Linked DNA regions of Homo sapiens: region 2 is linked to region 1. The links are chromatin loops, found by intact Hi-C in ENCODE. Cell type or tissue: CD4-positive, alpha-beta T cell. All regions are shown on one strand. Each heading gives the region's core, and the rest is flanking DNA. Links, peaks and the distances in the headings are about the cores only.

The links. Peaks named below come from ENCODE experiments on the same cell type or tissue, not always from the same donor. Only the 100,000 strongest peaks of a DNase experiment are listed, where the experiment ranks them.
Region 2: a loop joins it to region 1, with 2.2 times the contacts of the local background. A loop is called at or near these places in 60 of 110 quality-filtered maps.

Annotation. Positions count from the first base shown.
Region 1 is chr13:40,915,275-40,931,996 of GRCh38, forward strand. It overlaps ELF1 (E74 like ETS transcription factor 1), which reads right to left. Exons shown (of 9, transcript NM_172373.4): 9 at 16,650-16,722. It also overlaps the pseudogene TPTE2P5 and the pseudogene SUGT1P3. Among named protein-coding and RNA genes, the nearest start is that of ELF1, 96 kb to the right of the region's middle. RefSeq lists enhancers at 6,449-7,035, 6,679-6,728, 12,784-12,903 and a silencer at 8,639-8,933. In CD4-positive, alpha-beta T cell, for the core only: a CTCF peak has its summit at 6,417; DNase peaks (open chromatin) are centred at 6,517 and 7,397; H3K4me3 peaks cover 1,599 bases; H3K27ac peaks cover 969 bases.
Region 2 is chr13:41,041,967-41,058,688 of GRCh38, forward strand. It overlaps a transcript of ELF1 not described here. Among named protein-coding and RNA genes, the nearest start is that of TRE-TTC1-2, 10 kb to the right of the region's middle. RefSeq lists an enhancer at 11,673-11,722. In CD4-positive, alpha-beta T cell, for the core only: CTCF peaks have their summits at 12,433 (motif pointing right), 12,634 and 13,474 (motif pointing left); DNase peaks (open chromatin) are centred at 8,305, 11,605, 12,465 and 13,465.

The DNA.
Region 1 (16,722 bases), core at 2,776-10,775:
AACTCACCTGGGGTCACATTCAATCAACAGAAAGAAAGTGTGGCTCAAACTAAGACAGCAAAGAAACTAAGATGCTACTTCAAGGGCCTCACATTGTACCTTGCAGGCTGTCATAAGAAATTTGGATCTTAGGTGTGATGGAAAGCCATGGAAAGTTCATTGTTAGTAGGAGAGTGACATGGTCCAGTTTACCCTTTTTAAATGTCTTTCTGGTTGCTGTATGGTGAATACATTATAACAAATCAGGACTGGAAACAGAGACTTCTTAGGAAACTTCTACATTAAGTCTAGGCTAGAAAAGGATGTTAGCCACAGAGGTGATGAGAAATACAATGAGCTGGAATATATTAGAACCAGCAAGACTTGCCAATGTGGGATAAGATAAATTGAAGATTACTCCAGGGTTTTGGGCTTACTTAGATCTATACCTGGCACCCAGTAAGCACTCAGTGAAAAGTATTGATTTCTCTCCTTGCAGACATTTTTCCGCCTTTCCCCCGGTCTCTAATTTGACTGCATCTCCTTTGCCACAAAATATAAAAACGTTTGCCTCTCCAGTCTTAATCTTCTCAAAGCCACTAGTAACCCCTTATCAAATCCAACAAGCTGAAAGATAAGGCCTTTCAGCTTACCATTCTGTTGCTTCTTAAAAACTAATGTTTTCCGGGCTAGGCGAGGTAGCTCACACCTGTAATCCCAGCACTTTGGGAGGCCGTGGCAGGTGGATCACCTGAGGTCAGAAGTTCGAGACCAGCCTGGCCAACATAGTGAAACCACATCTCTACAAAAAATACAAAAATAAGCCAGGCATGGTGGGTGCATGCCTGTAATCACAGCTACTTGGGAGGCTGAGGCAGGAGAATCGCTTGAACCCAGGAGGTGGAGGTTGCAGTGAGCTGAGATCGTGCCGTTGCACTCCAGCCTAGGTGACAAGAGCAAAACTCTGTCTCAAAAAATAAAAATAAATAAATAAATAAAAATTAAAAATCTAATGTTTTCCTTGGGCTTAGTACTTAGACTTCCTCCCTTTTAGAAACATTCTTCGACTCTTTAAGTGGTGTTGGGGCTTCACATATGTCTTGAATCATCCTGATGACTCAAGTCTATCTTAAGAGCCTAGACAGTGCTCCTGTGCAATATCAGCATAGTTTTCTCTAGAGTTCACCCGAAATGTCCCAGAGGCAATTCACATACAAATATTCAAAATCTAAAACTACTTCCTCTCTGCAAACCTATTCCCCCATGCTGAACGCAATCTTCTAAGTGCTATTATCCTAGGTGCTATTTAAGTGAAAGGCACCAAATCCTACTACATTCTCCCAGCCAGAAACTCAGGAGTCATCCCTTATATTCCAATCATCAAGTCCAGTGAATTTTACATAAAACAGCTCCCCTCCATGCCCTCAATCACTGCCCTACATGCAGATATTCATCTTTGACCTGGTCTGCATCACCATCTTCCTGCGATCCACTATCCCTTGTACCTCCTCCAACTCATTATCTACTCTGCTTTTAAAGTAGGTTTTGTAATTCAGAAAATTTCGTTTCCTTCCTCTAAATTCTTCACAGATCTCCATGATCATATGATAAAACCGAAAACCATCTGCTGAGATTTAATGCCTTTGATGGCCTGGCCTCTCTCCACTTGTTTAGCCTTTATCTCCTAGCACTTGCCTCCTCATATTTTATGTTCTAATACTACTGAACAACTTGTATTATTCCCAAAACAGAACAGTTATGTAGTCTTTACCATGTGCCTGGCATTGTACTAAGCATATAATACAGGGTACCTCACTTATCCTCATAATAACACTTTCAAGTAGGTCCTATTTGTTCCCATTTGACAGATGAGAAGTCTGCTCTGGAGTGATGACAGGAACCTTACTGAAGTTACACAGTTATCATGAAACCAGAATTTTGACCCAAGAGTCTCTGACTCCAGAGCCTGGACTCTTAACCACCACACATACTGCGCCTTGAACGATTCTCAAAATTCACACGTTTTCTCTCCCTACTGAATTTTGCAACCTCCTCTGTAAAGTTTTTAAGTCCCTCAGTCAGATTCTATTCTGCTATGCTCTTTTATACACAACCCCATTACAGTACCTTGTTTGTCTTTCCACTAGACTGAAAACTCACTTACTGAAGTTTTTTCATCCTTAGATTCCTGATTTCCAGTACAACATTCACCACTTAATGTTCATTCTTTGTTCAACGAATGAAAAATGTGAAATAGCATATGTGATAAGAACATTTCCCCTTTATTCCTAATTGGATGACCTTATATAAAATATACACATTTTAACTCACAAGATTCCAAGTAACCTGAATCCCAAATGGCGTTAAAGTAGCCCTTGGGAAAATCCAGGAGAAATACCCTCACATTCATCATCAAGGATTCAGCCCTACTTATCATTACCAATTATTTAATAATTTACATTGATCTGTTCATCTTTGTAAGGTCATCTCACAGTTTAAAAAGAACATTTCTTCTTAACACAGCTGGTTCTTATCATGATCATCCTCCCCACACCCAAGGTTTCTGATTAGGGGTCTGTGGTGGGTCCTGAGAATTTGCATTTCTAGGGCCAGGCACGGTGGCTCACGCCTATAATCCCAGCACTTTGGGAGGCTGAGGGGAGTGGATCATTTGAGGCCAAGAGTTTCAGACCAGCCTGGCCAACATGGTGAAACCCCATCTCTACTAAAAATACAAAAATCAGCTGGATGTGGTTACACGTGTCTGTAATCCCAGCTAATTGGGAGGCAGACGCAGGAGAATTGCTTGAACCTGGGAGGCGGAGGTTGCAGTGAGCTGAGATTGCGCCACTGCATTCCAGCCTGGGTGACAGAGCGACACTCCGTCTCAAATAAATAAATAATTTGCATTTCTAATATGTTGATGCTGCAGCTCATCTGAAGCCCACATCTTTAAGGACCACTGTTCTATAGCACTAGACTAAAATTTGGGAAACCTGTGTCCTGAGGTCCCCCTTCTGCGTGTAACTGGTGTGTCTCTATGACAGATCACTTGGATTTACTTGGGTCTCAGTTTTCTTTTTAAGAAATGGGGTCTCTTTATGTTGCCTAGGCTGGTCTTGAACTCCTGATCTCAAACTCCCAGTCTCGTGATCCTCCCACCTCCGCCTCCCAAAGTGGTAGGATTACAGGCATGAGCCACCACACTCAGCCAGGTCTGCTTTCTTATGTACACTGTGAAAAGGAAGAGTAAGAAGTACTGGACTACATGAGTCATAAGGACTTTTTTTTTTTTTGAGGCGGAATCTCACTCTCTCACCCAGGCTGGAGTGCAATGGTGTGATCTCGGCACACTGCAACCTCTGCCTCCCGGGTTCAAGCGATTCTCCTGCCTCAGCCTCCCAAGTAGCTGGGATTTCATGCACCTGCCACCATGGCCCAGCTAATTTTTTGTATTTTTAATAGAGACGGGGTTTCACTACGTTGGCCAGGCTGGTCTCAAACTCCTGACCTCAGGTGATCCACCTGCCTCGGACTCCCAAAGTGCTGGGATTACAGGCGTAAGCCACCAAGCCTGGCCCATAAGGACTTTCAGTAAGAATTTGCACTTCTGATGAATTGCAGGTAATCCTGATACTGCTGGTCCAAGAGCCACACATTAAAAACCAAGGTACTAGTGCTATCCATTAGTGCTATCCACATGACTATTCTATGCAATTCTACTCCTAGGTATATACAATCAAAAGAAAGAAATGCATGTGTTCACCAAAATACACACAAGAGTACTCACAGAAGCTTTATTTATACTAGCTAACAACTAGAAATAAACAAGATGTCCAATAAGAATAAATTGTGCTATACTTACATTTATACAACATATATTTATACAATTATACAATGGAATATTACACAGCAATGCAAAAGAACTACTGCTTCACACAATATGGATGTATACTCATGTAATGATTAAAGCAAAAACAGACTGCCTACATTGAACGAACCACCTACTATATGATTCTGTTTATGAGTCAAGAACAAGCAAAATGAGCTGATGGTGATGAAGGTGAAAACAGGAGTCAGCAGGACAGTAAGAAGAATTGCTGGCTGGGAAGGAGCATGAAGGAACTTTATAAATGGAGATGCTCTATATCTTGATCTGGGTGGTGTACATATACGTAAAAACTCATCAAACTGTAGAGTTAAAATTTGTGTTATTTACATATTATCATATATGTCTCAATAAAAAATTTAAGGCTGGGCACGGTCATACCTGTAATCCTAGCACTTTGGGAGGCTGAGGTGGGCGGATCACCTGAGATCAGGAGTTTGAGACCAGCCTGGCCAACATGGCGAAACCCCATCTCTACTAAAAAGTACAAAAATTAGCCGGATGTGGTGGTGTGCACCTGTAATTCCAGCTACTTGGGAGGCTGAGGCAGGAGAATCACTTGAACCTGGGAGGCAGAGGTGAGCCGAGATTGTGCCATTGCACTCCAGCCTGGGTGACAGAGTGAGACCCCGTCTCAAAAATAATAATAATAATAAGTAAAATAAGATGGAAAATGATAATGAAGTTCATTATATTAATATTCTTTAAAAGCAACTTTTTTTTTTTTTTTTGAGACAGAGTCTCTCTCTGTCACCCAGGCTGGAGTGCAGTGTCATGATCTCAGCTCACCGCAACCTCCGCTTCCCAGGTTCAAGAGATTCTCCTGCCTCAGCCTCCCGAGTAGCTGGGACAACAGGTGCATACCACTACACCTGGCTAATTCTTTTTTTGTATTTTTAGTACAAACAGCGTTTCAACATGTTGGCCAGGCTGCTCTCCAACTCCTAACCTCAAGCGATCCGCCCCACTTGGCCTCCCAAAGTGCTGGGATTACAGACATGAGCCACTGCGCCCAGCCTAAAAGCAACTTTTATATAAACTAGATTTCCAAAGGAAGCACTAGGCCTAACATGACAATTAAGAAATGTAAATTCAAAGTAATAGCTATCTAATATAAGGAATTATGGAGAAAAATTCTCACTGCTTCCTGTAACATTATCCCAAAACTGATCCCAGAAGACTTATTGCTGGTATCTAAAGGTCTATATATTTAGATTCAAAAAACATACCTGGACCCCAAAAGGCCTTACAGGACCTGGCTCCTAGTTTCCTGTCCAACCTTACCTCCTAATCAAATGGGCCCTCTAATAAAAAAGGGCCTTTTTGCTGCTCCATACACAGGCCCACTTCATTCCTACTTCAGGATCTCTGCACTGGCTCTTGGTCCTGACTGGAATGCTCTTTCCCCAGAGGTTCCAAGCTAATTCTCTTGTTCCTTCAGGTCTCTGCTCAAATATCACCTTAACAGAGCCTCTAGTACCCTGTGGCACATTTCTTATAAAAGCCATAGCTAGAAAAGACGCTGTCTTGCCTCAAATTGTTAACCTTACTTATGTTAGATCATAACAACAAAACAGGGTTTCCTTTTTTTCTGTGCTTTAAAGCAAAAAGAAACAAACAAAACAAAAAACAAAAAAGATCTCCTGTTAAAATTCTGTGACCCACAGCATCATTTATCTTTAGCTTAGTCTCTTCTTCAACTCTTATCAACTCTTGCTCTTTTACATTCCTTTACAGCTTTATAGTTTGTCTTCACTGCACACCTACAAGCAGTGATCTCTAGGTTAGCTAAGTATATAACTAAGACTAACCCATAGCAATGAGCGCCTTTGCACACAGCAACTCCTAAAAAATTTTTTGATAAATAAACAAATGAGTGAATAATGAACTATGACAAGACATCTGGAAAGTTTCCGGGACGTGAGGGAAGAGGTTTTTGTTCCAGTAGACTGACTTCATACCGACACTTTTACATAAGAATGGCAACAATGATTGTCAAAAGAAAAAATTAATTTTCATCGAGCCCAGAGTCCACTTTTCTCTTCTAGTCATTAAAAAAAAAAATCCTTTCAGCCCAACTGCAGATGCCAACCATGCTCCCAATAAATAGAGGAAGTTTTTCTCAGAAGCTTCAGGAATGCAAGAGTCTGGAAGTGGAAAGGGCAAGACAGGAGTCTGAGGTAACGCGGCTACCGTGAGAGAGAGAAAGGAGACCGAGAATCTCAATACTGGGGCTGAGACGCAGCATCACTAGAGCCTGAGTCCTAATCAGGCGGTGCTGGAAGGAGGCGGGTCAGCCGGGAGTGGAGGAAGCAGAAAAGGCTCTCCCACCTCTAACGCCGCCTGGGGGTCCTGGTCGATTAGAGCATCTGAGAAGCTCTGGAAAAACCTGTCAGGAAAACAACGACTTCAGCAGGGCCCACTAACCAAGGAAAGGGGTATAAAATAAATAGCAAAGGGAAGGAAAAACACGCACCTCTGGGATGCTGCAGGTCCTGCGGCAGCCGCCGCCATTCCTCGTAGTCAATGTTGCTGCCGCCGGAGCTGCTACTATCGCGCTCAGCAGCTCCGCCACCGACCAAGGGGGAAAACTTCTGCAGAAACATCAACCGAGCTTCCGTCTTAAGCAGCCAACGAGCAGCCACGCAGCGTGCTGCTAGCGGGACGGGAGGCGACACGCGGGCGCGTGGCCGGCTGGGACAGTGGAGGACCGAGTCCTCCCAGCCCGCAACCCGGCCCGGGACCTGCGCTCCCAGTCCCCGCCCATCGTAGCCATGTTTACGGAGGCCTGGGCCTACAGGTTCTCCCTCTTTTCCACCGCGCCCACGTCCGCGGGCACTCCGACCGAGCCTCCAGGAGTAGTAGCTCAGAAGCACTTTTGTAACATACTGTTATCCCTCAAGAACGTGTACGCGCAGGGGCGTTTCCTTGTCCGTTAATAACACAAGCTACAGGCCGAGCGTGGTGGCTCACACCTGTAATCCCAGCACTTTGGGAGGCCGAGACGGGTGGATCACGAGGTCAGGAATTCAAGACCAGCCTGGCCAAGATGCTGAAACCCCGTCTACTAAAAATATAAAAACTAGCCGGGCGTGGTGGCACGCGCCTGTAATCCCAGCTACTCGGGAGGATGAGGCAGGAGAATCCCTTGAACCCGGGCGGCAGAGGTTGCAGTAAGCCGAGATCGGACCACTGTACTCCAGCCTGGGCGACAGAGCAAGACTCCGTCTCAAAAAAAAAAAAAAAAAAAAAAAAAAAAAAAAATATATATATATATATATATATATATATATAAAACACAAGCTACTTCGAGCTCCGTTTTCCCTGGGTTTTATCATGGCTTTCGTCTCCGTGATGTCACTGGCGGCTGCGTGGTCTTTTCAGTGAACAGAGGGGCCTGGATGGCGCCTGGATTCCCGCGATCATTGCGCTGGGAATGGAAAAGGGCTGGGACTCGCTAGAAGTCGTTCTGACCTAGCAGCGGCTAAAAGCCTTCTGGTGCCCGGGGAGACGCGCCCGGCGCCCGCGTACTATTCATTCCCTTCCTCATAACTCCACAGCCCAGGCTTTCTTCTTAGTGGGCTTCCCAGATCAAGAAGGAAAACCTTTTCTATACGAAAGCACTGAGGGGCGGAAGGTGGCCTGAAGTGATCTCAGGGCCGCTTTGTTTCCCAACCCAGTCGTTCAGGTCCTCCCTCAGCGCCCTTTGACCCATGCACATCCCATGGGGAAAGCTGCCAGCGCGTTCCAGGGGTGGGGTCAGATTGAGGAGCTGGAGGGAGTGGTCTTTATCTGACTTTATACCACTACCAAACTGTGTTAATTAACGTAGCTTTATAATAAGTCTTGAAGTCCTTTATTCTCCCAAGATTGCTTTGGCTTATTCTAAGGCCATTGTATTTCTAGGTGATTTTGGAATTAGCTTGTCAGTTTTAAAAAAAACAAAACTGCTGGGACTTGTACTGGGCTTGCATTGGATCTATAGATCTGTTTGGGGATAACTAGTATATTAACAATATTAAGTCCTTCAATCCATTTAAGTGGCCGTTTATTTAAGTGGCCTCTAATTTCTCCTGGCAATGTTTTGTAGATTATACACATATTTATACTTTAATGCAGCTGTGTTTGGATAGACTGCAGTATAGAGATCAAACATATCTTTCATTAGATTTCTTTTTGAATAGTGTTTTGAATGCGATGTTAAATAGCATTTTTTAAATATTCTCGTTTGTTGTAAGACTATAGAAACGCTATTGATTTTTACATATTGATGTTACATTCAAGCATCTTGCTAAGTTCCCTTATTATTTGTAATACTGTGTAGAGTCTTTTGGAATTTATGTGATGACAATCTTGCAATCGTGAATAAAGATGGTTTAACTTCTCTGTAATCTTTATACGTTTTAGTTTTGTTGCTGGCTAGTATGTCCACTATTGAATAGAAATAGTGATAATGGACTTCCTTGTCTTGGTTGTAACATCAAGAGGAAAGCATTCAATATCAAGTGCTTTTTCTGCCTTTATTGAAATGTTCATATGTATTTTTTAATAATAATATGTTATATAGTAATTTTAAAAATATTTTTAATAATAATGTTACAATGTAACCAATTACATTGGTTAATTTTCACTTGTTATCTAAATGGCCAGTTGTCCTTCCAGATCCCCATTGATTCCGATTGGGATGGTACTATAGGAGAGGCAGAGCCAGCTAAGGAGATATAAGGTTTATTCAGGACTTACATACAGGGGTGGTCCAGTGGTGGTGGGGTGGCCTGGAGAACCACTACTGTTCATAAAAAAAAGCATGTAGTCTATATAGCATTTTCACTTAGCACCCTCCTTCTAGCAACCTCCATTTAACCCAAAACAAAGGGCCTTGCTCCACTGTACAGCCTGTGTTCTAAGAGATGGAGCAGGGGTGTGGATGTCTTTCATAGATAAGGAGTGAATCTTAGTGTTGGCTACTCCTGGCTTCCTTAGCCTAGGACTCCAAACACACTTAGAATAGGGTTATTCTCAGTATGCTCCAGTTATGGCTCAGCCATACACCAAGGTGTGTACACCAGCCCCTGCCATGCACCAATATGCATATAAATATGAATAGCCTCTGAAAGGGCAAATTCCAAGATTGACCTATAGGTCCAACATGAAAAGTTCTATATTAATAGCTATGTCATGGCCAGGCGCAGTGGCTCACGCCTGTAATTCCAACATTTTGGGAGCTTGAGGTGGGTGGCTCCCTTGAGGCCAGGAGTTGGAGACCAGCCTGGGCAGCATGACAAAACCCCATCTCTACTAAAAATACAAAAATTAACTGGGCGTGGTGGTGAGCACCTGTAATCCCAGCTACTAGGGAGGCTGAGGCACAAAATTGCTCGAACCTGGGAGGCGGAGGTTGCAGTGAGCAAGGTGGCACCACTGCACTACAGCCTGGGCAATAGAGTCAGACTGTCTCAAAAAAAAAAAAATAGCTGTATCATGGACATTGAAATTATGAGATTCCAAAACTACCACCAGAATGGCTTAAATTAAAGGACTTCCAATACCAAGCATTGACAAGAATATGGAGCAACTATATGTTTCATATATTGTTGATGAGAGTTTAAATTAGTTGATCATTTTGGAAAACTGTGTGACACGGTATTAGTCTGTTCTTGCATTGCTATAAAGAAATACCTGAGACTGGGTAATTTATAAAGAAAAAATGTTTAATTGGCTCATGGTTCTGCAGACTGCACAAGAAGCATAGCAGCTTCTGCTTTTGGGGAGCCCTCAGGAAGCTTCCAATCATAGCAGAAGGCAAAGGTAGAGCCGGCATCTTACGTGGCAGGAGCAAGAGCAAGTAGGGTGGGGGGAGGTGCCACACACTTTTAAACAACCAGCTTTCCCAAGAACTCATTCACTGTTGCGAGGACAGTACCAAGGGGGATGGTACTTAATCATTCATAAGAAACCCACTCCCATGATCCAATTACCTCCCGTCAGGCCCAACCTCCAACATTGGGTATTATAATTTGACATGAGGTTTGGGTGAGGGCACATACCCAAACTATATCAGACACTATCTACTAAAGCTAGTTATACACATAACATACTGCCCAATAATTGTACCACTGGGCATATACCTGAGTATTTATGATCATATACAAGAATATTCATCGCAGCATTATCCACAGTAGCAAAAACTGGAAATAATCTAAATGTCCTCAAATTGGATAAAAAAATTACATAGCAATGAATAAGAATGTACTACTACTATACCAAACAATATGGATGAATCCTATATACATAAGTTGAGGTAAAGAAGCCAGACAGAGTATATCATGATTGATTTCATTTATATGAAGATAAAAAACTGTAGTGAGAGGTATCATAAGGGAATCTCCTGGTTGTCAGGGAGGGTGGGGAGCAGGGGCATGAAGAAACCTTCTTGGATGCAGGAAATGTTACATATCTTGATCTGGCTGGTAATCACAGAAGTGTATTGAGACATAAAATTGTATCAAGTTATACACAAGATTTGTGCAGCCTGGGTGCAGTAGCTCATGCCTGTAATCTCAGCACTTTGGGAGGCCAAGGCAGAAAAATTGCTTGAGCCCAAGAGTTCAAGACCAGCCTGGGCAAGATGGGGAGAACTTGTCTGTACAAAAAATAAATAAATAGAAAGCATTAGCCAAGCATGGTGGCATGTGCCTCAGCTATTTGGGAGGCTGAGTCAGGAGGATCGCTTGAGCCCAAGAAGTTGAGGCTATGATCATGCCACTGCACTCCAGCCTGGGCAACAGTGCGAGCCTCTTTGTCTTTAAAAAAACAACAGCAACAACAACAACAACAAAAATGTTTCACTTTATTTATTTTGCAGACTAGCTTGGGGAGAAATGATATCTTTCCCTTGTATTGCCTTTTCCTGTCCATGAACACAATTGCTTGCTTCATTCATTCCGTTTCTCATATCTTTTAGTAAACTTTTATAATTTTCTCCATAAATTCTTGGCATCAGTTTATTGAAACCTTGGGAGGAAGGACAGACAAATACTTAAGAAGTCATTGATAAAATATGTTTTCATATTCAAATGACACAACTAAATATGCCAATGTACTTCGCTTGGTTAATTTAAAGAAGGTGAAGAATAACCATGCTGGATTAGGGGACATTTCTTGAAGGATAGTTGGTCTTCAACTCGAAGAGTGAAAATATTTAGTCACTTATCCTGTGTTACCTAACATCTTCCTATGAAAGGGATCATTTTCATTCATTTGAAAGAGAAAATCTTCCCAATCTAATGTCGAGGCCATCCTTAAGTAAGCGTGTTACACTTGATAATTTCCTTTCGAACTGAATCTAACAAGACTATCTTATTTGTATCTTTTTCACAATAAAGCTTTCCCAAAGAGAGGTTTATGAATTTGTGCACTTTACAAAGTTTTATATACGGATTTGTGCACTTTACAAAGTTATACTTTAATAAAATAGAAAAAAGATTTAAAGCAAAATCACTAATAATCAAAATTTAAAATGTAAAAAGCCATGACATTTACAGTAACATAAAAAATATTAAATACTAAAAAGTAAATCTGACAAGAGATATGCAAGACATGTGCACTGGAAACTATAAAACATTGCTGAAAGAAATTAAAGAAGACTCGGGAGGCCGAGATGGGTGGATCGCCTGAGGTCGGGAGCTCAAGACCAGCCTGAACAACATGGAGAAACCCCGCCTCTATTAAAAATACAAAATTAGTCGGTCATGGTGGCACATGCCTGTAATCCCAGCTCCGCGGGAGGCTGAGGCAGGAGAATCACTTGAACCCAGCAGGCGGAGGTTGCGGTGAACCAAGATTGCGCCACTGCACTCCAGCCTGGGCAACAAGAGTGAAACTCCGTCTCAAAAAGAAAAAAAAAAAGAAAAGAAAAGAAAGGAAAAGAAAAGAAAAAGAAAAAAAGAAAAGAAAAGAAATTGGCCAGGCGCGGGGGCTCACGCCTGTAATCCCAGCACTTTGGGAGGGCGAGGCGGGCGGATCACGAGGTCAGGATATGGAGACCATCCTGGCTAACACGGTGAAACCCCGTCTCTACTAAAGAAATACAAAAAAACTAGCCGGGCGTGGTGGCGGGCGCCCGTAGTCCCAGCCACTCGGGAGGCTGAGGGAGGAGAATGGGTGAACCCGGGAGGCGGAGCTTGCAGTGAGCCGAGATTGCGCCACTGCACTCCAGCCTGGGCGAGAGAGCGAGACTCCATTTCAAAAAAAAAAAAAAAAAATTAAAGAAGACTGAAAAATGGAGAGCTCCTCCAAATTGATGAGTCAAAGACTCAATATTGTTGAGATCTTCCGAGACTGACCTATAGACTCAACATGATCCCAATCAAAATCCCAAGTGGGGCTGTAATCTCAGCTACTGGGGCCTGAGACAGGAGGCCAGAAGTTCGCTTGAGGCCAGGAGTCCGAGACCAGCCTAGGCAATATAACAAGACCCCATCTCTGAAATAAAATAAAACTAAAAATCCCAGAGGCTTTTCCCTTTTAGAAGTTGACAAACTGATTGTAAAATTCAAGTAGAGGCCGGGCACGATGGCTCATGCCTGTAATCTCAGCATTTTGAGAGGCCGACGTGGGCGTATCACCTGAGGTCAGGAGTTCGAGACCAGCCTGGGCAACATGGCAAAACCCCGTCTCTACTAAAAATACCAAAATTAGCCGGGCGTGGTGGCAGGCGCCTGTAATCCCAGCTACTTGGGAGGCTGAGACAGGAAAATTGCTTGAACCCGGGAGGCGGAGGTTGCAGTGAGCCGAGATCGTGACACTACACTCCAGCCTGGGCGACAGAACGAGACTCTGTCTCGGGAGGAAAAAAAAAAAAAAGCAAATTGTACAGCTTTCCCATGAGATGCAAATTCAGTAAGTATGGGGTGGAACCAAAAAATTTGCATTTTAAGAAAAACATCGGCAGGGTACAAGGGCTCACTCCTGTAATCTCAGCACTTTGGGAGGCTAAGCGGGGGCGGATCTCTTGAGCCCAGGAGCTGGAGACCAGCCTAGGCAACATGGCAAAAACCCCTTTCTACAAAAATACAAAAAAAAAAAATTAGCCAGGCACAGTACACACCTGTGGTCCCAGCTACTCAGGAGGCTGAGGAACTCTTGAGCCCCAGGAGGCGGTGGTTGCAGTAAGCCAAGATTGTGCCACTGCACTCCAGACTTAGTAACAGAGCGAGAAACTGTCTCAAAGAAAAAAAAAAAAGGATAACACTGAAATAGTTGGCCTAGGAACCCAGTTTGATGGAGGAATTTGAATGGTAAGCTAAGGATTTTGGACTTTATCCTACAAGTAGAAAGGTATTGAGGGTTTCCATATATGAACATTATGTATTCCCAAGGGATATTTTTATTTGATTTTTTTGAGACAGGGTCTCATTCTGTCACCCAGGCTGGAGTGCAGTGCTGTAATCACAGCTCACTGCAGCCTCAACCTCCCAGGCTCAACAGATCTCCCACTTCAGCCTCCTGAATAGCTGGGACTACAGGCTCTTGCCACCATGCACTGTGATATTTTTACTTTTTCTGGAGATGGGGTCTCACTATGTTGCCCAAACTGCCAAGGGATATTTTAGAAAGACTATTCTGTAAATAGGTGCATGATTGTGATACAATAAAAACATTTTATTTGGCTTTTATCCCTAGGTTCCTGACACCCTAGCTTCTGAAACCTTTGGCATTTAGAAGGGAAGAGCATCTTTTGTTATTCGTAACAAGCTCCTTTCAACCATACCTGAGTTTATGCTAATAAGGTGGACACTTCATGGGTCCCCAGATAGTTTCAGGATGGGAAATGATTTCCAGAGAAACCAACCATGTAATTAGAATTGGAACTTTCAGTCCCATCCCCAAGGAGAGGAGAGGGTGTAGAGATTGAGTTCAATCACCAATGGCCAATGATTTAATCAGGCATGCCTATGTAATAAAAGCTTCATTTAAAAACTCGTAAAATGATGGTGTCTGGAGAACATCTAGGCTGGTAAACACTTTGAGGTGCTAGGTGGGTGGCACATCGTGAGACGGCAGAGCAGCTCTGTTCACTTCCTCCCATTCATTGCTTTATGCATTTTTCATTTGGCTGTTCATGAGCTCTATTCTTTATAATAAATTGACATAAATGTAAACCAGTAAATTGGTTCCCTGAGTTTTGTGTGCTCTTTTAGCAAATTATCCAACCTAAGTGGGTGGGGGTCATGGGAACCCCTGATTTATAGCTAGCTGGTCAGAAGTACAAGTGGAAACCTGGGACTTGCAATGGGCATCTGAAGGAGGGGCAGTTTTGAGAGACTAAGCCCCTTAACCTGTGGGGTCTGTGCTAACTCCAAGTGGTTAGGGTCAGAATTGAACTGAATTGTAGGACAAAGACACCCAGTTGGTGTCAGAACTGGGTGTGGGTGTGAAAAAATCCCAAGCTTTTAGTGTCAGAAGTGTGAGTAAAAACAGTTCATATTGATAAACTAAGAGTTCACAAGCAGGAAGTCACTTGGGAGGCTATTGTCTGTTTTGTTCACTGACCTACCTCCAGCACAGAGAATACTGCCTGCCACAAAATACACACTCATATATGGTTTAAGTGAATAAACGGTGGCAAGAATAACATAGAAAAGACTACAACTAGGATGATAGCTATAGATATAAAAAAGGAATATATGGATACATAAGATATTCTAATGGGGGAAAAACAGGTTCCTCAGTAGCTGGTACTTAGTTAAAACCAAAAGACTAAGCTTTTGAAGTCCTAAGGTTCTTACTATATGACTTTCTTCTCCCTTTTTTTTTTTTTTTGAATACAGGGTCTCCCTCTGTCACCTAGGCTGGAGTGTGGTGGCATGATCATGGCTCACTGCAGCCTCCATCTCCCTGCCTCAAGTGATCCTCCTGCCTTGGCCTCCCAAGTAGCTGGGACCACAGGAATGCATCACTACACCTGGCTAATTTTTTGAATTTTTGTAAAGATGACATCTCACTATGTTGCCCAGGCTGGTCTTAAACTCCTGGGCTCAAGTGATCCTCCCACCTCGGCCTCCCAAAGTGCTGAGATGACAGGCGACAGACACTGCACCCGGACTTCTTTTCCCATCTTTAAAATTTCAGTATTCATGGTAATTGTACACTATTCCAATAACCTTAAATAACAGTGTCTCTAAAAATTCTTATACTATACTTCTTAAAGTAAAAAAAACCCATACACAATTTAAATGGTGTTACTATTATAAATAGAGTTTATCTGGTATCTCCTATAAGGATAACTGACTCAAAAATAATGCAAGATCCTTAATTTTTAAAAAACCATTATGTACTGTATGCTATGGCTGGAATGTTTGTTCCCTCCAAAACTCATGTTGAAATTTAATTGCCAAAGTAAAGGTATTGGGAGGTGAGGCCTTTAAGCAGTGATTAGACCAGGAGGGCTCCACCTTCATGGATGGGTTTAATGCCTTCATAAAAAGGCTTGGCTGGGTGCAGTGGCTCATGCCTGTAATCCCAGCACTTTGGGAGGCTGAGGCGGACGGATCACCTGAGGTTGGGAGTTCGAGACCAGCTTGACCAACATGGAGAAACCCCACCTTTACTAAAAATAGAAAATTAGCCGGGCGTGGTGGCACATGCCTGTAATCCCAGCTACTTGGGAGGCTGAGGTAGAAGAATCACTTGAACCTGGGAGACGGAAGTTGAGGTGAGCTGAGATCACGCCATTGCACTCCAGCCTGGGCATCAAGAGCAAAAATCTGTCTCAAAAAAATAAATAAATAAATAAATAAAAAGTCTTTTGGAAGTGGAAGTGGGCTGTCTTTGCTTTTCTGTCTTCGCCATTTGAAGATGAAGCCTTCTTCCCCTCCAGAGGACACGGTGTTCAGGCACTGTTTGGAATGAGAACCGTCAAACCTGCTGGTGCATTGATATCGGACTTCCCAGACTCCAGAACTGTGGGCAAATCAATTTCTGTTCATTATAAATTACCCAGTCTCAGGTATTCTGTTATAGCAGCAACAAAGAAAATGAACTAAGACACTGATATTCACTATCTATGTGGTGAAAAAACCATAAAACTAACTTATCTAGTTAAAAAGGTTTTATTTAACTAGATTTTGGTATACTAATATAGTATTACACAGCCTTTAAAATCACATTTTGGAAGAATATTCACAAACATGAAAAAATGAGTAAGTGAAAGTTACTTCTGGATATGGGGTATTGGATTACAGAGATTTTAATTTTCATAAGAAAATTTTTCTATGTTTTCCAAGTTTAACTACTAACTGACCTAGTTTCTAACTAGAAAACTTGTTTTCAAAAGAGTGCTTAGGTGGGGCATGGTGGCTTACGCCTGTAATCCCAGCACTCTGGGAGGCCGAAGCGAGTGGATCACCAGAGATCAGGAGTTCAAGACCAGCCTGGCCAACATGGTGAAACCCTGTCTCTACTAAAAATACAAAAAATTAGCTGGATGTGGTGGTGGGCACCTGTAATCCCAGCTACTTGAGAGGCTGAGGCAGGAGAATAGCTTGAACCTGGGAGGTGGAGGTTGCAGTGAGCCAAGGTCACGCCACTTTACTGCAGCCTGGGTGACAGAGCTAAGACTCTGTCTCAAAAACAAAACAAAACAAAAGTGTGTTTAATATTATTGCTGGGAATATTTTATTGTTGTCTAATTTTTACAACTTGGTAATCCATTGTGTGATGTTTAGAAATTGCCATTTGGCCTGCTAGAAAGGAAAAGTGAAAGGATGATATTCTGCAATTCTGACTAATGAAATTTATTTATAAACATTAAGTAATGCTGATGTTCTAGTAATATTCTCTGCACACTTATT
Region 2 (16,722 bases), core at 7,672-15,671, 130 kb after region 1:
CAAAGTGTATATTTTTCAAATATTTCCTAAACTCTATAGGAGATATTATTTATTTACTTATGTATTTATATTTTTTCAGACAGTCTTGTTCTGTCACACAGGCTGGAGTGCAGTGGCACGATCTAAGCTCACTGCAACCTCTGCCTCCCAGGTTCAAGGGATCCTCCTACCTGAGCCTCCTGAGTACCTAGGATTACAGCTGCATGCCACCACACCCGGCTAATTTTTGTATTTTTAGTAAAGGCAAAGTTTCACTTTGCACAGTTTTAACTCCTGACCTCAAGTAATTCGCCTGCCTGGGCCTCCCAAAGTGCTGGGGTTACAGCTTTTTCTTTTTCTTTTTTTTTTTATTATTATTATACTTTAAGTTCAAGCATACATGTGCACAACGTGCAGGTTTGTCACATATGTATACATGTGCCATGTTGGTATGCTGCATCCATTAACTCGTCATTTATATTTGGCATATGTCCTAATGCTATCCCTCCCCACTCCCCCGACCCCACAATAGGCCCCAGTGTGTGATGTTTCCCTTCCTGTGTCCGAGTGTTCTCATTGTTCAATTCCTACCTATGAGTGAGAACATGCGGTGTTTGGTTTTTTGTCCTTGCGATAGTTTGCTGAGAATGATGGTTTCCAGCTTCATCCATGTCCCTACAAAGGACATGAACTCATCCTTTTTTATGGCTGCATAGTATTCCATGGTGTATATGTGCCACATTTTCTTAATCCAGTCTATCATTGATGGACATTTGGCTTGGTTCCAAGTCTTTGCTATTGTGAATAATGCCACAATAAACATACATGTGCATGTGTCTTTAGAGCAGCATGATTTATAATCCTTTGAAAATATACCCTGTAATGGGATGGCTGGGTCAAATGGCATTTCTAGTTCTAGATCATTGAGGGATCGCCACATCTTCCACAATGGTTGAACTAGTTTACAGTACCACCAACAGTGTAAAAGTGTTCCTATTTCTCCACATCCTCTCCAGCCTGTTCTTTCCTGACTTTTTAATGATTGCCATTCTAACTGGTGTAAGATGGTATCTCATTGTGGTTTTGATTTGCATTTCTCTGATGGCCAGTGATGATGAGCATTTTTTCATGTATCTGTTGGCTGCAAAAATGTCTTCTTTTGAGAAGTGTCTGCTCATATCCTTCGCCCACTTTTTGATGGGGTTGTTTGTTTTTTTCTTGTAAATTTGTTTGAGTTCTTTGTAGATTCTGGATATTAGCCCTTTGTCAGATGAGTAGATTGCAAAAATATTCTCCCATTCTATAGGTTGCCTGTTCACTCTGATGGTAGTTTCTTTTGCTGTGAAGAAGCTCTTTAGTTTAATTAGATCCCATTTGTCAATTTTGGCTTTTGTTGCCATTGCTTTTGGTGTTTTAGACATGAAGTCCTTGCCCATGCCTATGTCCTGAATGGTAAAGCCTAGGTTTTCTTCTAGGGTTTTTATGGTTTTAGGTCTAACATTTAAGTCTTTAATCCATCTTTAATTAATTTTTTGTAAGGTATAAGGAAGGGATCCAGTTTCAGCTTTCTACATATGTCTAGCCAGTTTTCCCAGCACCATTTATTAAATAGGGAATCCTTTCCCCATTGCTTGTTTTTGTCAGGTTTTTCAAAGATCAGATGGTTGTAGATGTGTGGTGTTATTTCTGAGGGCTCTGTTCTGTTCCATTGGTCTATATCTGTTTTGGTAGCAATACCATGCTGTTTTGCTTACTGTAGCCTTGTAGTATAGTTTGAAGTCAGGTAGCGTGATGCCTCCAGCTTTGTTCTTTTGGCTTAGGATTGACTTGGCAATGTGGGCTCTTTTTTGGTACCATATGAACTTTAAAGTAGTTTTTTCCAATTCTGTGAAGTCATTGGTAGCTTGATGGTGATGGCACTGAATCTATAAATTATCTTGGGCAGTATGGCCATTTTTGCAATATTGATTCTGCCTATCCATGAGCATGGAATGTTCTTCCATTTGTTTGTGTCCTCTTTTATTTCATTGAGCAGTGGTTTGTAGTTCTCCTTGAAGAGGTCCTTCACATCCCTTAAGTTGGATTCCTAGGTATTTTATTCTCTTTGAAGCAATTGTGAATGGGAGTTCACTCATTATTTGGTTCTCTGTTTGTCTGTTATTGGTGTATAAGAATGCTTGTGATTTTTGCACATTGATTTTGTATCCTGAGACTTTGCTAAAGTTGCTTATCAGCTTAAGGAGATTTTGGGCTGAGACAATGGGGTTTTCTAGACATACAATCATGTCATCTGCAAAGAGGGCCAATTTGATTTCCTCTTTTCCTAATTGAATACCCTTTATTTCTTTCTCCTGCCTAATTGCCCTGGCCAGAACTTCCAACACTATGTGGAATAGGAGTGGTGAGAGAGGGCATCCCTGTCTTGTGCCAGTTTTCAAAGGGAATGCTTCCAGTTTTTGCCCATTATGATATTGGCTGTGGGTTTGTCATAAATAGCTCTTACTATTTTGAGATACGTCCCATCAATACAGAATTTATTAAGAGTTTTTAGCATGAAGCGCTGTTGAATTTTGTCAAAGGCCTTCTCTGCATCTATTGAGATAATCATGTGGTTTTTGTCTTTGGCTCTGTTTATATGATGGATTACGTTTATTGATTTGCTTATGTTGAACCAGCCTTGCATTCCCCCGGATGAAGCCCACTTGATCATGGTGGATAAGCTTTTTGATGTGCTGCTGGATTCAGTTTGCCAGTATTTTACTGAGGATTTTTGCATCGATGTTCATCAGGGATATTGATCTAAAATTCTCTTTTTTTGTTGTGTCTCTGCCCGGCTTTGGTATCAGGATGATGCTGGCCTCATAAAATGAGTTAGGGAAGATTCCCTCTTTTCCTATTGACTGGAATAGTTTCAGAAGGAATGGTACCAGCTCCTCCTTGTACCTCTGGTAGAATTCGGCTGTGACTCCATCTGGTCCTGGACTTTTTTTGGTTGGTAGGCTATTAATTATTTCCTCAATTTCAGAGCCTGTTATTGGTCTATTCAGGGATTCAACTTCTTCCTGGTTTAGTCTTGGGAGGGGGTATGTGTCAAGGAATTTATCCATTTCTTCTAGATTTTCTAGTTTATTTGCATAGAGGTATTTATAGTATTCTCTGATGGTAGTTTTCATTTCTGTGGTATCAGTTGTGATATCCCCTTTATCATTTTTTATTGCATCTATTTGATTCTTCTCTCTTTTCTTCATTAGTCTTGCTAGTGGTCTATCAATTTTGTTGATCTTTAAAAAAAAAAAACAGCTCATGGATTCACTGATTTTTTGAAGGGTTTTTTATGTCTCCATCTCCTTCAGTTCTGCTCTTACTTATTTCTTGCCTTCTGCTAGCTTTTGAATTTGTTTGCTCTTGCTTCTCTAGTTCTTTTAATTGTGATGTTAGGGTGTCAATTTTAGATCTTTCCCGCTTTCTCTTGTGGGCATTTAGTACCACAAATTTCCCTCTACACGCTGCTTTAAATGTGTCCCAGAGATTCTGGTATGTTGTGTCTTTGTTCTCATTGGTTTCAAAGAACATGTTTATTTCTGCCTTCATTTCGTTATGTACCCAGCAGTCATTCAGGAGCAGGTTGTTCAGTTTCCATGTAGTTTTGAGTGAGTTTCTTAATCCTGAGTTCTATTGATTGCACTGTGGTCTGAGAGACAGTTTGTTATAATTTCTGTTCTTTTACATTTGCTGAGGAGAGCTTTACTTCCAACTATGTGGTCAATTTTGGAATAAGTGCGATATGGTGCTGAGAAGAATGTATATTCTGTTGATTTGGGGTGGAGAGTTCTGTAGATGTCTATTAGGTCCACTTGGTGCAGAGCTGAGTTCAATTCCTGGATATCCTTCCTTATTAACTTTCTGACTCATTGATCTGTCTAATGTTGACAGTGGGGTGCTAAAGTCTCCCATTATTATTGTGTGGGAGTCTAAGTCTCTCTATAGGTCTCTAAGGACTTGCTTCATGAATCTGGGGGCTCCTGTATTGGGTGCATATATATTTAGGATAGTTAGCTCTTCTTGTTGAATTGATCCCTTTACCATTATGTAATGGCCTTCTTTGTCTCTTTTGATCTTTGCTGGTTTAAAGTCTGTTCTATCAGAGACTAGGATTACAACCCCTACCTTTTTTTGTTTTCCATTTGCTTAGTAGATCTTCCTCCATCCCTTTATTTTGAGCCTATGTGTGTCTCTGCACATGAGATGGGTCTCCTGAATACAGCACACTGATGGGTCTTGACTCTTTACCCAATTTGCCAATCTGTGTCTTTTAATTGGAGCATTTAGCCCATTTACATTTAAGGTTAATATTGTTATGTGTGAATTTGATCCTGTCATTACTATGTTAGTTGGTTATTTTGCTTGTTAGTTGATGCAGTTTCTTCCTAGCATCAATGGTCTCTACAATTTGGCATGTTTTTGCAGTGGCTGGTACCAGTTGTTCCTTTCCATGTTTAGTGCTTCCTTCAGGAGCTCTTGCAGCGCAGGCCTGGTGGTGACAAAATCTCTCAGCATTTGCTTGTCTGTAAAGGATTTTATTTCTCCTTCACTTATGAAGCTTAGTTTGGCTGGATATGAAATTCTGGGTTGAAAACTCTTTTCTTTAATAATGTTGAATATCGGCCCCCACTCTCTTCTGGCTTGTAGAGTTTCTGCTGAGAGATCTGCTGTTAGTCTGATGGGCTTCCCTCTGTGGGTAACCCGACCTTTTTCTCTGGCTGCCCTTAACAGTTTTTCCTTCATTTCAACTTTGGTGAATCTGACGATTATGTGTCTTAGAGTTGCTCTTCTCAAGGAGTATCTTTGTGGTGTTCTCTGTATTTCCCAAATTTGAATGTTGGCCTGCCTTGCCAGATTGGGGGAGTTCTCCTGGATTATATCCTGAAGAGTGTTTTCCAACTTGGTTCCATTCTCCCCGTCACTTTCAGGTACACCAATGAGACGCAGATTTGGTCTTTTCACATAGTCCCACATTTCTTGGAGGCTTTGTTCGTTTCTTTTTACTTTTTTCTCTAAACTTCTCTTCTCGCTTCATTTATTTGATCTTCAATCACTGATACCCTTTCTTCCAGTTGATCAAATCGGCTACTGAAGCTTGTGCATTCGTCACGTAGTTCTCCTGCCATGGTTTTCAGCTCCATCAGGTCGTTTAAGGACTTCTCTACACTGGTTATTCTAGGTAGCCATTTGTCTAATCTTTTTTCAAGGTTTTTAGCTTCTTTGCCATGGGTTCAAACTTCCTGCTTTAGCTCAGAGAAGTTTGATCGTCTGAAGCCTTCTTCTCTCAACTCGTCAAAGTCATTCTCCGTCCAGCTTTGTTCCGTTGCTGGCGAGGAGCTGCATTCCTTTGGAGGGGGAGAAGTGCTCTGATTTTTAGAATTCTTGGTTTTTCTGCTCTGTTTTTTCCCCATCTTTGTGGTTTTATCTACCTTTGGTCTTTGATGATGGTGACGTACAGATGGGCTTTTGGTGTGGATGTCCTTTCTGTTTGTTAGTTTTCCTTCTAAGGGTCAGGACCCTCAGGCTGCAGGTCTGTTGGAGTTTGCTGGAGGTCCATTCCAGACCCTGTGTGCCCGGGTATCAGCAGCAGAGGCTGCAGAACAGAGAATATTGCTGAACAGCAAATGTTGCTGCCTGATCATTCCTCTGGAAGCTTCATCTCAGAGGGGTACCTGGCCGTGTGAGGTGTCAGTCTGCCCCTACTAGGGGTGCCTCCCAGTTAGGCTACTTGGGGGTCAGGGACCCACTTGAGGAGGCAGTCTGACTGTTCTCAGATCTCAAACTCTGTGCTGGGAAAACCACTACTCTCTTCAAAGCTGTCAGACAGGGACATTTAAGTCTGCAGAGGTTTCTGCTGCCTTTTGTTTGGCTATGCCCTGCCCCCAGAGGTGGAGTCTACAGAGGCAGGCAGGCCTCCTTGAGCTGCAATGGGCTCCACCCAGTTCGAGCTTCAGGCCACTTTGTTTACCTACTCAAGCCTCAGCAATGGCGGGTGCCCCTTCCCCAGCCTCACTGCCACCTTGCAGTTCGATCTCAGACTGCTGTGTTAGCAATGAGCGAGGGTCTGTGGGCATGAGGCCCTCCAAGCCAGGTACAGGATATAATCTCCTGGTGTGCCATTTGCTAAGACCGTTGGAAAAGCACAGTATTAGGGTGGGAGTGACCCGATTTTCTAGGTGCCTTCTGTCACAGCTTCTCTTGGCTAGGAAAGGGAATTCCCTGACCCCTTGCGCTTCCAGGTGAGGCGATGCCTCGCCCTGCTTCGGCTCACGCTCGGTGGCCTGCACCCACTGTCTTGCACACACTGTCCGACAAGCCCCAGTGAGATGAACCCGGTACCTCAGTTGGAAATGCAGAAATCACCCGTCTTCTGCGTCACTCACGCTGAGAGCTGTAGACTGGAGCTGTTCTTATTTGGCCATCTTGGAACTGCCTACAGTCTTTTCTTTGAGACAAGGTCTCCATCTGTCACTCAGGCTGGAGTGCAGTGGTACAAACACAGCTTACTGCAGCCTTGACCTCCAGGGCTCGAGTGATCTCACCTCAGCCTCCCGAGTAGCTGGGATTATGGGCACACCACCAAGCCCAGCTAATTTTTTAATATTTTATAGTGACAGGATACCAGTATGTTACCCCAGCTAGTCTAAAATTCTAGGCTCAAGCAATCCGCCCACCTCAGCCTGCTAAAGTGCTGGGATTACAGTTGTGAGCTACTACGCCTAGCCGAAGGTATTTTTTTAATTCAAGTTTTTCCTTTAAAAAAAAAAAAAGAACCTGAATTGGCACCCTGTCACACACCGCAACCCCAACTACAACTACTATTCATTCTCACTCCCTGCTTTTCACAGCCAAACTTCCTCAAAAGATGTGTATATACTGTCCTCACCTACTCATTTCTTCATCTCCCGCTCATTCTTCAACCAGCCTAATCTAACTTAATTCTGCCCCTATTATGCCACTAAATCTAACTAAAGTTAATGACCTCCCAGGGCTAAATCCAATGAACACTTTCAGAACTTGTTGTGTTAGACCTATCACTTTAAACACTTCTTTGGCTTCTGTGATAACACTCTCCTGATTTTGCCCCAATTCTGGACTACTCTTTCTCAGTTTTCTCTGCCCCACCTCCTCACCACTTACCACTAGAGGTCCTAAAAGCTCAAAGTCTTCTTCTTACTCCAGACTCTCCCAAGTCAAGTATCAATTTCTAGGGCTTCAAACTACCAAATCACAGTATCAAGGTGAAAATCACTTATCCTCAATTACCCTTGACAATTCTCTTAAGTTCACCCTTTAAGTACACTTTACCATATGAACAGCTCACAATGGTGGCCAATATACAATCCCCTCCAACATTCAAGCACCATACTAAACAGGTAGTTTACAGTTAAAGACCAAGTGTACAAAAAAGTACATCATTTTTCTTGCTCCTATGCCATTCCACCTCCATAATCCCTCATTTAAAACCCATCAATATCTGCCCACTCTGCTGAAGATAAAATTCAAAATATCTAACATGGCCTAGAATGTCTTATATGATTTGATACCTTGCAGCCTCATCTCCCATTGCATCTCACTTTCTACATGACAGCCCACCAGGCCTTTCATTTCCCAAAATACACTCTTTCCTCCTTGCAGACCATTTGCAAAATGCTACTCCCTCAATCTACTCTCTCTTCCCTTTTCTCCCTTTCTCTTACATAAGGCTTAGTCATCCTTTGGATCTCTACAGAAACGTCATGTCCTTAGGGAAGCCTTCTCAATCCAGCCCTTCCCTACACTATGTTAGGGGTCTCCCTGCCATGCGTGTACACTTAAGCACACTTTTTACTTGTTCAATCCATGTCCGTCTCTCCCACTAAACTGCAAGCTTCATGAGGATCTTGTCAGCTTTTATCATTGTTTTATCCCAGCATCTAACACTCACATATTGGTGAAATAAGAAACTGCATCATTACAGATGCTGTTTACATTCATAAATAATGTGCATAGAGTATCCACATACAAACTGAAATTTGCTTTTTAAAATTATTTAATTGGGGTAAAGTAGAACAAAACGTATTATCTTAATCCTTTTTAAGTATACAGTTCAATAGTCTTTAGTACATTCACATTGTGGTGCAACAAAACTCTTTTCATCTTTCAAAGCTGAAACTCTATATCCATTAAGCAATAACCCCCCTTTCTCCCTTACCCCCAGTTCCTGGCAACCACCATTCTACTTAAGTCTCTATGAGACTATTCTAGGTACCTCATATAAGGTGAATCATGCAGTATATCTTCTTTGTGACTGGCTTATTTCACTTAGCATAATGTCCTCAAGGTTATGTAGCATGTTGTCAGAATTTCCTTCCTTTTTAAGGCTGAATCACATTTCACTGTATGTACACACCACACTTTAACCATTCATCCACTGACTGATCTTTGGGTTGCTTCCACCTTTTGGTAACATAATAAATATTTATTATTGTAACGCTGCTAAGAACATACAAATATCTCTGAGACCTTGCTTTCAATTATTTTGAGTATATATCAAGAAGCAGAATTGCTGGATTATGATAATTCTCTTTCAAAAAAAATTTTTTTTGAGATGGAGTCTCGCTCTGTCACCCAGTCTGGAGTGCAGTGGCACAATCTCGGATCGCTGCAACCTCCCAGGTTCAAGGGATTCTTCTGCTTCAGCCTCCCAAGTAGCTGGGACTACAGGCACCTGCCACCACGCCCAGCTAATTTTTGTATTTTTAGTAGAGACAGGATTTCACCATATTTGCCAGGCTGGTCTCGAACTCCTTACCTCGTGATCCACTTGCCTAAGCCTCCCAAAGTGCTGGGACTACAGGCATGAGCCACCACACCCGGCCTCTTTCAGATTTTTTAGAAAGTGCCATCCTGTTTTCCATTGTGGCCAGAACATTTTACATCCCCACCAACACAGGAATTCTTGTACAAGAGTTTCAGTTTCTTCACATCCTTGCCAATACCTGTTATATTCTGCTTTGTTTTGTTTTAATAGGACCCATCCTAATGAGTATCAGGTTGTGACTGCTTTCATATAAACTTTATGTGCCTTCATTTCCCACACATTTGTGGCAAAAAGCCATCTAAAAATATGTTTCATAAACAAACAACCTTCTAGAAGGTAATGGCAATGCAAAAGAAAAAAGTTTTTAAAAGTAGCACTTTAAGGGACAGTAATATTGTAGTTCATGTGAAATGGCATAAAAACAAAGGGAAAAAAAAACAAATGAAAGGCATTCCCACTCATATCTGAAATTCTCTGATGCCACCTGCCTGCTTGGAGCTCCAAATTCCTTAAGCTTATGTTTTGCCTCCCTTCAGGATACTCCTCCTTCACTACTGCCCCCAATTCATGCGCTGGGACACCTTATCCCATTCTCTTTGCCTGTGGCTGTACCCTTCCTTTCTATTTCAGCTCTGTGCACCTTGGCATTAGAGGGTATCGATGATAAACACAGACGTTTGAACAGCTGAGGTAAAATGAATCCCATTACAACCTTGAAAAGTTGAATTAAATGTTTGATTAAAACTGAAAATGAAAAACACACACACACACACCTGAAAACGGATAAAAAAGTTTCATATAGAGCAATATATCAACACATTCTAAATCAGAAATGTATCTTGGTCTCTGGACTCTAAATTCAAAAAACTTTAAGTAATAAGATTAAACTGCAAATAAAGATTTACGACAATCTAGAATGACTCTCTGGATCAAAAAGTCACTAGGCTAGGCACCTTCCCACAAATTTAAAATAAAGCACAAAAATGTTTTAAGTCAAAGGTGTGTATTCAATAGTGATTAGTGTGCATTCAAAAATAAAAGATGTTTTAAAGTTTGCATACACACAAAATTTATAGAATAGTTATTGCTTTTTCAAAGTTCAAGTCGTCTATATTAGAATCACTTTTCTTTCTTTCTTTTTCTCTTTTTTTTTTTTTTTTTTTTGAGACAGAGTCTCACTCAGTCTGTCGCCCAGGCTAGAGTGCAATGGCATGATATCGACTCACTGCAACCTCCACTTCCCAGGTTCAAGTGATTCTCCTGACACACCCTTCAAGTAGCTGAGATTACAGGTGTGCACCACCATGCCCAGCTAATTTTTGTATTTTTAGTAGAGACGAGGTTTCATCACATTGGCCAGGCTGGTCTTGAACTCCTGACCTCAAGTGATCTGCCCACCTCAGCCTCCCCAAGTGCTGGGATTATAGGCGTGAGACACTGCGCCTGGCCAGAATTACTTTTCAAAGAACAAAATGTTTTAGTATTTAAATTTGTGAAATGAACTCAGGAGTGAACACTTCCATTAATCCTGAAATAGTAACCATTATAGCATAAAAATGTAGAAAGATATTGTGTGATAAAGTCTCTTAAGTGCTGGTGAAATGTTAAACTAAAAATTTATGTAAGTTCATTGTCATTTACAATTTTAAAAAGGATATCATAGCAAAACCATTAAAGAAGACTAGAAAACAAATATATCTTTAAGTTTATTGACTCTTCATTCAATACCTAGGTGAAGAGTAAATAGATCACCAAGTATTTTGAAAGTTACCTTCCTTGGCCAGGCACAGTCGCTCACGCCTGTAATCCCAGCACTTTAGAAAGCCAAGGCGGGAAGATCACCTGAACCCAGCATTTAGAGGTTGCAGTGAGCCATGATCATGACACAGCACTCCAGCCTGGGAGACAGAGAGACTCCCTGTCTCAATAAATAAATAAATGAGTAAATACTTAAAAATAAATTTAAGAAAGTAAGCTACTTTTCTTAAACTGTATCTAAATAATACTAACCTAATCTAAATGATCTACATTATATGGCAATTTACCTTGTAAACCTACATAAACGTGCACTTTCATCATAGTCTACTTCACTTACAATTACACAGCACTGTTTGTAGAATGTGAGACATATGTGTTAGCAAAAAATAATTTTGAAAAGTTACCCACAACTCCATATATTTACTTTGAAAAAGTTAAATAAAACCGAACACTTAAAGTTTATTGCATTTGTCACACTACATTTTTCAGAACTGACTCAGAGAAATATTTAAATAATTAAAATCACCAGGCACTGTGGCTCACGCCTGTAATCTCAGCACTTTGGGAGGCTGAGGCAGGAGGATCACTTGAGGTCAAGAGTTCCAGACCAGCCTGGCCAATACAGTGAAATTCCATCTCTACTAAAAATACAAAAATTAGCCGGGTATGGTGGTGCACGCCTGGAATCCCAGCTACTCATGAGGCTGAGGCATGAGAATTGCTTGAACCCGGGAGGCAGAGCTTGTAGTGAGCCGAGATCATGCTACTGCACTCCAGCCTGGGTGACAGACTGAGACTCCGTCTCAAAAAAAAAAAAAATTAAGATCATTAACATTATATTTGACCATTAGTACATTACCAAAACGTAAGGTCCTTATGGTAAAGTACCAGGTCTCTATGGTGAAGTATCAGTGGCAAGGGGGTCAATCAATGATTCATCCATTCTCCTCAGTGTGGATATCACCTTCTTAAATAAGGCACAATTGCTGACCCCAGATGGCTGCTTCAACCCACTTCTGCTTTACTGGTGACACAAATTTCAAGCCCTAAATGGCTACCCCACCCCTTCTGACACCTCTGGGAATTCAAGTGTGTAAGATATTTATAACATTATTGGCTGTAAACAGCTCATCTCTTAGGAAAGTTTTATTTGGTCGTGAGTCCAAAACTGAAACATTTCCTGAGTTGCAGTGAGCAAATAAGTATTTCACAATCACCATTTTATTTTGATTCAAGCTAGTTTATGAAACTACCAAACTAGTATAATTTGTGAGCAGAGTGTCCTTCTAAATAAGTAGCGTAATATAAACCAAACTCATTTGTATAAATACAATTAAGGCAATCCATCCAAAACGTAGAGAACTTTTAACAACTACAACCAAATCCACAAAAAAACGAGGCAAGAAGGCCACTTTCACTTAGCCAAAAAAGGGTGTGGGGGGATGTTTGATATATTTCTCAAAAAATATAACTCTCAAGGATAATACCATATGTCTTATAAAATGGGATGAAAAAAATCAGTACAACAAAAGGGATAAATGACCATTTCACAACAGGCCTACATGCCACAATATTTTAAAAAACCAACCCTTCCATATGAAATTTCTAGAGCAAAGAAGTACCATCTAAAAACCACTCTTGAATCATTGCAGCTTTTTAAAACTACTGGTTCCATTTTAGATTCCCTTTATTTAAAAGCCTCAGAAAAAATTCAGAGAAAAAATTAATTTCAAGCTTTCTATTTAATGAGCATCACTGCATGCACCAACGTGGAAGAACCAAAGCCAGTTCTAAAACAGTAAATCGCAAATGAATGAAACTTTAATTCTTGATGGTTTTAGTCCTGATATTTTGTCCACAGGGTGGCAGTCTCACAGTATTAACTTGTTCATGGAGTCAATGCACAATTTCAGAGTTCGAAAGCCACAGACACACGCAGGTATGCAATAAATTTACTAGCTGGCCAACCCTAAGAGTAAAAACTGCCAGTCCGCTGCAATAAAATCTGTGCTTCATAACTTCTCTATTTCTTTTAGAAATATTTACTTTCTGAAGTCGTAGATTTTTTCCTTCAGTGTTATCTGTTGTATCTGATCCTTTCTATTCTGCTGCCACCACCCTATTTAGGGAGAGAGTAGAAGCAAGGAGAGATGTTAGGAGATTATTATTGGACTGCGGGAAGTCCTTGACCTTTGTCAAGGCCTAATGGAGTGGGAACAGGAAAGGGACAGTGGAGATGGGGAGCACAGACATAATCCTTCCATCCACCAGTTCAACCTGCACGTTACTACCAAATTCATTTCATTAAAACATTCCTCGTATTACCAGAAATCTCTTTTCCTAACTAAACTCCTTAGCTCCAAATCCAAGAGGCTTCCAAAATCTCCTTGTCAAGGGGCTTCGTAAAATAAACTTTGCTTTGCTTTAAATAGACCTTGCTTGCCACTTCTTGATTTTCATTCATTCATTCAAATGTTTTCTGAATGTTTACCAGGTGCCAAGCCCTGCTTCAAGTCTGATGATACAGAGGGAAACAAGTCAAAGCCCCTGCTCCAAAGTTACACTCCTGACAGTGGTCTGTGAGCGGGAGGAGGATATGTCCCCAGACACTTCCAGCTCTCTGCAGGTAAGAGGTATCGTTCTTCCTAAGTATGAGCCATTGGAGGCACACTAGGCATCAGGAGGATAGTAAAAACACATTGTCCACTACAGACCCTAATCTATTTTCGCAGCCTTATTTCCCATTCCTATCCTACCTGCACCCTCAGCTCCATTAAAATGTGCTAGTAACTGTTGACATGCCTCTGCTCCTGCTTGCTTCCTCTCAATGCCTTGTCCCCATCCCTGTCTCTACCAGCAAAAGCCTAACCAGCCTTCAAAGCTTATCTCGAATGCTGCCTCCTACAGGAGGCCTTTCCTCATTCCCCTCACACAAACTCAGATATGGATTTTGAACACTATCAAACACTTATGACCCCTGGCTTAGTCCCCTCTGAGCATTTATCAAACTATGTATTGTATCATAATTATCTGTATACTTACCTAACCTCCTCCATCAGTTATTTAATAAGCACTTACCACATTTGTGGAACTAACTAGGAGCTGAAGTTTCCCCATTAAATTATTCCATTATTATTTTAATTTTTATTTTCTAGAGAGAGGGTCTCACCCTGTTGCCCAGGCTGGAGTTCAGTGGTGCGATCATAGCTCACTGCAGCCTCAACCCCCCAGGTTCAAGCAATCCTACCACCTCAGCCTCCTGAGGAGCTGGGACTACAGGAACGCACCACCACACCAGCTAATTTTTGTTTTTTTTTTTCTTTGGTAGAGATGAAGTTTCACCATGTTGCCCAGGCTGCTATTATTTTAAAACAGGTAATATCCAAATGATAAATGTAAAATCAAGAGAGAAAATATTCTATATGCTTTTTATTGCTTCAATCCCTTTTAAGAGTTTAGTCGAGATAAAACTTACATATCATGAAGTTTATCTATTTAAAGTGTACACTTCAACATTATTTAGTGCATTTATAGAGTTATAGAACTATCACTGTAATCTATTTCAGGACTTTCAATCACCCTAAATTTACTATCCACATTGGCAGTCACCTCACCCCAAACCTCCCTATCCCCTCTAATCCAAGGCAACCACTAATTTTCCCTCTTTCTCTATAGATTTGCCTATTTTGGATATTTCATATAAATGGAATAAAAATGTGGTCTTTCATGCCTGACTCCTTAGTGTAATGTTCTTGTGATTGAGTACCTCATCCCTTTTTATTCCCAAATATTCCACTGTGTGGATACACTACATTTTACCTATTCACTCATCAGTTGAGGGACATTCAGGTTGTTTCTACTTTTTGCTTATGAATAATGCTGCTATAAACATTTGTATACAAGGTTTGGTGTGGGCATGTTTTCATTTCTACTGGGTACACACCTAGGAGTGGAAATACTGGATCATATGGTAACTGTTTAACATTTTGAGGAACTGCCAAACTGTTTTCCAAAGCAACTGCACCATTATACATTTCCAGCAGCACTGTATAAGGGTTCCAACTTCTTTACTATTGTTTGAATCTTTACTACATACAGAACAAGAACGATCTCATATGATATCCTTGCCTTCAGGGAACTTATATTGACAGACTAAGACAAGAAATAAACAGAAACAAATAAACAGGTTAATTTCAGATACTAAGAAAATGAAAAAAATGTCATAAAGTAACCAGAAAGTAACCAAGGAAGAGGAAGTCTCAAGCTAAAGTGGTCAGAAAAGATCTGAGAAGGTAATGTTGACCTGAGATGTGCAGAGCTACAGGGGGAATATTCCAGGCAAAGGAAAAAGGCAAGAAACAAAACTCCGAGACAAGGATAAGTTTGGCATGGCAAAAAGGAAGCCTACGTAGCCAAGATACAGTGAAGTGGTAGATAAGGTAGGACCTGAGGTTAGATGGGTAAAGTCCAGATAATGTTGGACCTATGAGACCATGATAAGGTCTTCGGATTTTAGCTGAAATGCAGTAATTGCTTTAAAATCCCTTCTACTTCTTTAAATACCAGCGTTCATCTCTGCAAACATTTACTGAACTTTCACGTCTTTTTTTTTTTTTTTTTTAAGAGATAAGGTCTTAGGGTCTTGCTCTGTCACCTGGAGTGTAGCGGCAACATCACAGCTCACTGCAGCCTTGAACTCCTGGGCTCAATGGATCCTCCCACCTTAGGCTTGCAAGTAGCTAGGACTACAGGCATGTGGCATCACACCTGGCTAATTTTTTTTTAATTTTATTTTTGTAGAGACAGGCTCTTGTTATGTTGTCCAGGCTCTCTCACTTTTTCTCTTTTTTTTCCCCCCACCCCGAGATGGAGTCTCTCTCTGTCTCCAAGGCTGGAGTGCAGTGGCACGATCCTGAGATCCTGGCTTACTGCAATCTCTGCCTCCAGGGCTCAAGTGATCCTCCCACCTTGGCCTCCTGAATAGCTGATACAGGTGCAGCGGGTGCCACCACGCCTGGCTAATTTTTTGTATTTTTGGTAGAGATGGGATTTCGCCATGTTGATCCACCTGCCTCAGCCTCCCAAAGTGCTAGGATTACAAGCATAAGCCACCACACCCTGCCTCTTTCATGTATCTTCTAATTACACCTAACAGTAGCAAATATTAAAGAGGTTATTTGGGTAAATCCACAGCACTCAGTGTCACTAATTTATGGCCCAAGAGACAGCACCTAAAATATGCCTGCCAATGGCACAAGCGTTAAGAATGAATCCTCACAAACTGATTACCTAGCCTTAATCAATTTAAGATATACGTCTTACTGACAGTAGTGAGCAGCTCTGTCTTCGAATACCAAGGTCACTTTCAACAAAGCAAGACAGATTATTCTCACACTTTAAGCCTAGATTTCATTCCTATAAAGTGAATTCTAATTAACTGATTGCTTTTCTCCATTCTATTAATTACAAATTAATATTCAACTCCTAAACATAAAATGTACGGACACAAAATATTCTACATGTTTCTTTATTGTTTGAATCTTTTAAAACAAGAATTTTTCACATGCCACTGCTACCTTTGGGTTTTCCAAGAGACAGAAATGGTTTAAAAATTTTTGTGACATAAAATGTCACTCCTTGATAAAAGAACCTGTTACCTAGTCAAAATTTATCAAGTTAAAATTCCTTTCTACATTCCCAGCTTGATCTCCCATGGCCCTCCCTGCAGGCACTCTGTGCTCCTGCCAAACCGACTACTTGCCAGCCTCATACTTGTTCCCCCTACCTCAGCTTTATGATTCACATTCCCCAACAGGAGAAATCCAATCAGTTCTTCAAGGTCCACTCTCCCCTCTAGGTCTCTTCTCCAGTCCTCTCCCTTGAGCAGAACCGATTCCTCACCTCTGTTACTCCAGTAGCACTTCTACAACTCAGATGTTGCCTTACCATATTCTACGTAATGCACAACTACACGAAAGATAAATCTGTGTTTTATACAGAGATGATGCAACTACTTCCTTTGTGTTCACCCCCAGGTATATAGTACAACTATTTGCAATTACTGAGTGCACAGTTGAAAATAACATCCATTTTAGCACCATTTGGTACAATGTTGTAAACTCATTACAAAATACAAGGTC